Regions from separate parts of the Homo sapiens genome. Here region 1 is linked to region 2. The links are chromatin contacts, found by Hi-C or POLR2A ChIA-PET in ENCODE. All regions are on one chromosome and are shown on one strand. Each heading gives the region's core, a stretch centred on a gene start or an enhancer-like site at or near the end of the contact. The rest is flanking DNA. Distances are from core to core; before and after follow the strand shown. Region 1 overlaps KIAA1671. Region 2 overlaps KIAA1671.

Region 1 (2,700 bases), core at 2-2,501, 58 kb before region 2:
ACTCACAGAGCACCAACTACTCCATGCTAGCCAATTTATACCCAGCATCTCATTTAATTGAGTCAATACCCTGAAGCCTCGCTAAAGGTGGTAGATGCTGTTGGTTCCCTGCCAGATCTCCTTTATTGGCTGGGGCGCCCATTCCCCAGGTGCTGGGGGCTCTGGCTGCTATGGCTCACAGCCCCCTCTCCTCCAGACCGTGGGCAGTGGAGAAAAAGCTGCCCCAGTGCTCTGAAGTAGGACTTATTTTGTGATGCTGTTCACCCGCCAAAGCTCCTGAATGGACCACGTTGACTCAAGCTGTTGTCACTAAATCACATCCACACAAATCCCCACCTCAGAGTCTGCTTCTGGGAACCCGACCTGAGACACTGCTCTGCAAAATCAACAAGGTGACGCAGTTGTTTTTGTTGTTGTTGTTTGGTTGGTTGGTTGGTTTTTGAGATGGAGGAGTCTCGCTCTGTCTACCAGGCAGGAGTGCAGTGGCGTGATCTCGTCTCACTGCAACCTCCGCCTCCTAGGTTCAAGTGACTCTCCTGTCTCAGCCTCCTGAGTAGCTGGGTTATAGGCGCCCGCCACCATGCCTGCCTAATTTTTGTATTTTCAGTAGAGACAGGGTTTCATCACATTGGCCAGACTGGTCTCGAACTCCTGAGATCAGGTAATCCACCACCTCGGCCTCCCGAAGTATTGGGATTACAGGCATGAGCCACTGTGCCCAGCAGGAACACAGTTTTTTAAACTGTTTCTGGGTATCCACTGATTCCAAACTAAATCTCTAAGAGTGGGCAGATTCAGCATGAGAAGTTTGGAAAAGCAAGACATGTAGCTGAGGTTGGTAAATAAGATCCCGGAGGCAGCGGCGGGGTGGGGGGTGGGAGGGGCAGAATAAAGGTTTATTATGCCCATTTTACAGATGAGAAAAACTGAGGCTCACATAAGTGATTTTTGTTGTCATGGATTCTAAATTTGAAGTCAAAGAGGTAGATTTGAACCCTGTTCCGTTGCACCCCAAAGCCTTAACTCTTCTCTCCATGCCTACTGCTCAGCTGTTTGGGGGTTAACAGGCCTGGCCAGTGCTGAACATGGTAACTTTAGGCTGGCTGTGAGTAGAACATTCCCCGGCTTTACTTGCCTGGTGCAAGCTGCTCAGCCGGCTCTAAATTTAGAACTGCTAACATGGTCAGGAAGAGGGGTCCCTGGGGGTTACTGTTCCACAGCCAGACGGCGCTGGGATTCGGACTGGCGCCTTGGTCACACTCAGAGCCAGCCTGGTGTGGAGAAAATATGGAAACAGCTCTCTGGCCGGCCTTTGGGGGATTTCCTGTCCACCTGTGCAGACCGAACAACAGGAAAAGTCTGCAGTGGGGTTGGGTGGATGGGACGGGGCAGATGGAGATGGGCGAGGTCCACCCAGCTGGGCTTCCCTTCTCAATTCATTCACAGATGGATGCTCCTACAAAGGTCAGGGCAGTGCAGGAAGCATTTGCTAAGCACCTGCTCTATGCCTGGCCCTGCATTAGGATCTGAGGGAAAAGATGAACGAGATACATTCCTCTCCTCAAGAAGTTCATTTATGCACTCACTCACTCCTGCGTTCAGCTCAACACATATTTATTTATTCAGCACCTATTGTGTGCCAAGCCCTGTTCTAGGAAGTGGGGAAACTAATGAGCAAGACATGTCCCTACCCACAAGAACCACTTTTTCACTCACCCACTCATTCGCTCATTCAGATTAACATTTAATGAGCACCTGCTGTGTGCAAGACCTTAAGCTAGGAAGTGGAGAGACAGAGATGAACAAGACATGCTCTCTGAGGATGAAAAGTTTCATTTTCGCATTCATTGTTTTCTTTCACTCTTTCATTCAGTTCTGTAAATGATTAATGAGCACTTGCTGTGTACTCAGCCCTCTGCTAAGCACTGTGCATATAGATATGAAACAAGACACAGCCACTACTGATAGAGTTCACTTCAGTGGTTCATTCATTCATTCAGCATAACATTCATTGATGGAAACTCCTGGATGTCAGGCACTGTGTCACGTGACAGGGATACAAAGATAGGGGCTGTTTCTGCTTGCAAAGAGTCTCACTCATCCATTCATTCTTTCATTCCTCCAGTGCAGTGAGTATTTATTGAGTGCCTACTATGTGTCAGGGACACAGATGTGCATACGAGAGAATCTCTGCTCTTGAACAGCCTTCCTCCCTTCCTCCCTCCCTCCCTCCCTCCCTCCCTTCCTCCCTTCCTTCCTTCACCACTTATCAGTTTGCTTCACTCAACATATATTGGACACTTACTGTCTATCAGGCTGTGCGGAGGCAGAGGAATGAATCCCAGGCCTGGATCTGAAGGAAGTCATAGACACACCAGCTCACACACACAGGGTGAGCATCATTTGGTTCCTGTCAGGGCCATGAGGACCCACCCAATGGTTCCTCAAAAGCTCCCAGCAGCAGGCAACACGTCCCTCCTACAGAGCCGCAGGACGGACAGGGGGTTATGGGGGGGGAGGTGGGGGCCCCTCAGCACACTGGGAGAGAGAAACTGCTGGAAATATACACCAGAGGGAGGGTTTGGTGAGTGAGGTGATTCAGACATCTCAGTGAGGATTTTCAAGAACTCAAGGAATATTCTAAGTTCAGAGGAGGAAGAGAAAAAGATCGGCCCACGTCTTCTGACTGTGGCATACTCA
Region 2 (2,700 bases), core at 109-2,608:
AGAGTATCATTATTAACCAACTGACTTAAGAGTATCAGTATTAACGAACTGACTTAGAATATCATTATTAACCAAATGACGTAGAATATCAGTATTAACCAACTGACTAGCCCAAGTTACCTTGACTCCTCTGAGTTTATTTTTTGGGCCACTCATAAAGGCTTAGGCCCAATCTTAAGCGTTCTCTCTCTGACTTCAGGGAAGAAAGGCTTAGCTATGGAGACAGGCTGAGCTGGAATGCCATCCAGCTCCCACCTCCCCACAGTATTTCACCCTTCTGCCCTGCCTCCATGAAATGGGCACATACCGCCCACTTCACTCACACACTACATCTGAAGCTGAGAAAAGCCATGAAAATTGGGCTCCGGGCCCCCCGGCTGGCCATACCCAGAGGAGAGCTGCACTGCCTCTCCGCACCTCACCTTTCTCATCTGAGAAATGGACACTGCCACTACCTCCTCTTGGGCTATGGGTAAACTGAGGGGGGGTGACAAGTGCCCAGCATGGAGCCTGGTTCCGTCTTCCTCAGGGTGTGTGGGTGGGCGGCTGAGAGAGGGGTGTGGGATGTGCCTACTTACAATTTGGTCAAATCCGCCGACAGCGGCCGAGCCTGGAACGTCCTCCTCCTGACCTCGGGCTTAGCCTCTGAGCTCTCGGCAGTCCAGCCTCTGATCCGTTCCTGAACGCTCACAACCCCTTTCTCCGGCTCTGGTGCCGCCGATGGGGACGCAGGGGTGGCCAGGGGAGATTCAGACCCCACTGCCAAGGCCAAGGTGCTGTCCTCCCGAAACAGGCTGATGCACTTCCTGACACTCCTCCTGGAGGCCCACTCTCCCCCTGCCGCGGCCTCCCCATCCGCCACTCTGCTCTTAACCTCAGCAAGTTCTAGGCCCCTTCCCAGCCTGGGTGAGGGGGACTCAGCAGCCTTCTCTGGCTCTGGGTCCAGCTTGGCCTTTTCTTCCCAGGGACTCTGGTCATTGCTGGGGGTGACCCCAGATGAGCCCCCCACCAGGGCTCTGGGGCTGCCCATCTCCGGCTTCGAAAGCATCTTCTCCTTCCGTTCACGGATTTTCTTGGCCACCTCCAGGAAGTCCAAATCAGGATCATGAAGAGGAGCCTCCGCCTTGACCAAACAGTCCCTGTCCAGCTTGGACGCTGCTCTGGGCCTCTCTAGCCCAGCCATATCCCCTGCTGTGGGTCCACTTCCTTCATCGGCCACCTTCCTCAGCAAGGCCTCTTTGTTCTCAAACCGGGCCGTGAGGTCCATGGACAAGGGCCTGGGCTTCCTCACCCACGTCTTCTCGGGAGGGGTGGGTGGCACTTTGCCCACTGTGGCCGCTGCGCCGGGGCCTGGCTTCTGAGGCTGAATGGACTCCGTGAAAATGGCAGACACGGGCCTTCTCTTCAGGCGAGGCCTGGGCTCCACAAGGGGGCGTGCCGTGTCCTCCACACTGCTGGCCTTTGAGGGAGGATGGTCTTGGCCTGCCTCCTCTTGGGGTACAGGTGGTTTTGTGTCCTGAGACAGGGGAGCTGACCGGGGAAGGGTCCCCGCAGGCTTCTGGGTGGGCAGGGCGGGCTTGGCAGCCACCTCAGGCCGGGAGCCGGACACACCTAGCTTGGCCTCCTCCGCCCCCTCACTAACCGCCTTCCCCAGAGCGGGGCCGCTTTTGGTGGTTTCGAAGAGAATCATGGTGCTGGAGCTGGGCCGCAGGAACACAGCCTTGTTGAAGAGGGGCGAGCTCGTCCTCGGGCCCTCCCCACTGCCCACCTCCTGCCCCACCAAGCCGGGCATCCTGTTGTCCAGATCCTTTGCTGCTGGCTCCTCAGAGAGCCCCCCAGAGGGGGAAGGTCCAGTCGAACTGGGCCGCAGAGACGGGACAGGAGATTTCACGTCCTGCTCCTTCGAGAAGGGTTTGGGGGCGAGCCTTGGCAGAGGGAGTAACCGGGCCGGGCTCCGCAGGGGGCTCTTCGCTTCCAAGATCCGGGCTGGGGGAGCCCCAGAGGCTTCGCCGGCCTGGAGGAAGTAGGTCCTCGTCAGGGTCTCCTCCTTGCCCATCTCACCCAGGCCTGGCACGGCCGTCAAGGGCGTTATGGAGCCCACCTCGACCCGCGTGGCCATGGTTATGGTTGTGGATTCATGGGGGTTAGGAACTTCAAGAATGGAGAAGCAATTGCTAAACAAACAAAACAAACAAACAAGTAAATTTGGAAAACAGTCAGTGTCTGGGTTGAAGCAGAATGGTTTAGAGAAATGGGACAGAGTCCTGAGCCCCAGATTCCATACGACAGCCCTCTGCTGACCTCACCCGGCAGGCTTGGGCCTGCCTCTCCCCGTCTCTGAGCTCTGGACGAGGGGAGTGGACTAAACGCCCATCCCTGAAGTTCGTTCCAGCTCCAAGGGTGTAGAAAAGGCATCAACACTCTGGAGGACTTTCCCCTGACAGCTAATCTAGAGGCCAGCACTTAATGGCAAAAAGCAGTGATCTCTGCTACACAGATAAGGAAACCAGCTCAGAGAGGCCAAGTAACTGGAGTCACCCAGGAAGCAAGAGGCGAAGTCAGGACTTAAAACCAGGTTTGACACCAAATTCACACCACACATGCTCCTCCCTGAATAGGCCTCAGTGGGAGCGTCCTCACATTCCCTCACTCCTGTTACCCTGTTTTCCCACTGCAGAGCCTGCCCACATCCCAGGTGAT

What was found. Hi-C counts contacts between places; a loop is a spot of excess contacts on that map. ChIA-PET counts read pairs that join two places held with the same protein, here RNA polymerase II (POLR2A). Pooled maps may share reads with other maps.
Region 1: a loop to region 2 is called in a map of IMR-90, with 2.7 times the contacts of the local background. The contact joins two enhancer-like sites. A Hi-C loop is called at or near these places in 1 of 168 maps with a recorded cell type or tissue (IMR-90) and 1 of 50 pooled maps. POLR2A ChIA-PET finds 5 or more read pairs at or near these places in 1 of 52 experiments (activated CD4-positive, alpha-beta T cell).

What each region holds. Positions count from the first base shown.
Region 1 is chr22:25,085,327-25,088,026 of GRCh38, reverse strand. All of the region lies in intron 6 of KIAA1671, which reads right to left. Among named protein-coding and RNA genes, the nearest start is that of KIAA1671-AS1, 26 kb to the left of the region's middle. RefSeq lists an enhancer at 1,731-2,025. Within about 2 kb of position 1,251, at least 10 of the 41 ENCODE cell types and tissues checked have a DNase peak (open chromatin) inside an H3K27ac peak, as active enhancers do.
Region 2 is chr22:25,027,419-25,030,118 of GRCh38, reverse strand. KIAA1671 reads right to left here. Exons shown (of 13, transcript NM_001145206.2): 3 at 579-2,174. The coding sequence starts at 2,119. Among named protein-coding and RNA genes, the nearest start is that of KIAA1671, 76 kb to the right of the region's middle. Within about 2 kb of position 1,358, at least 12 of the 41 ENCODE cell types and tissues checked have a DNase peak (open chromatin) inside an H3K27ac peak, as active enhancers do.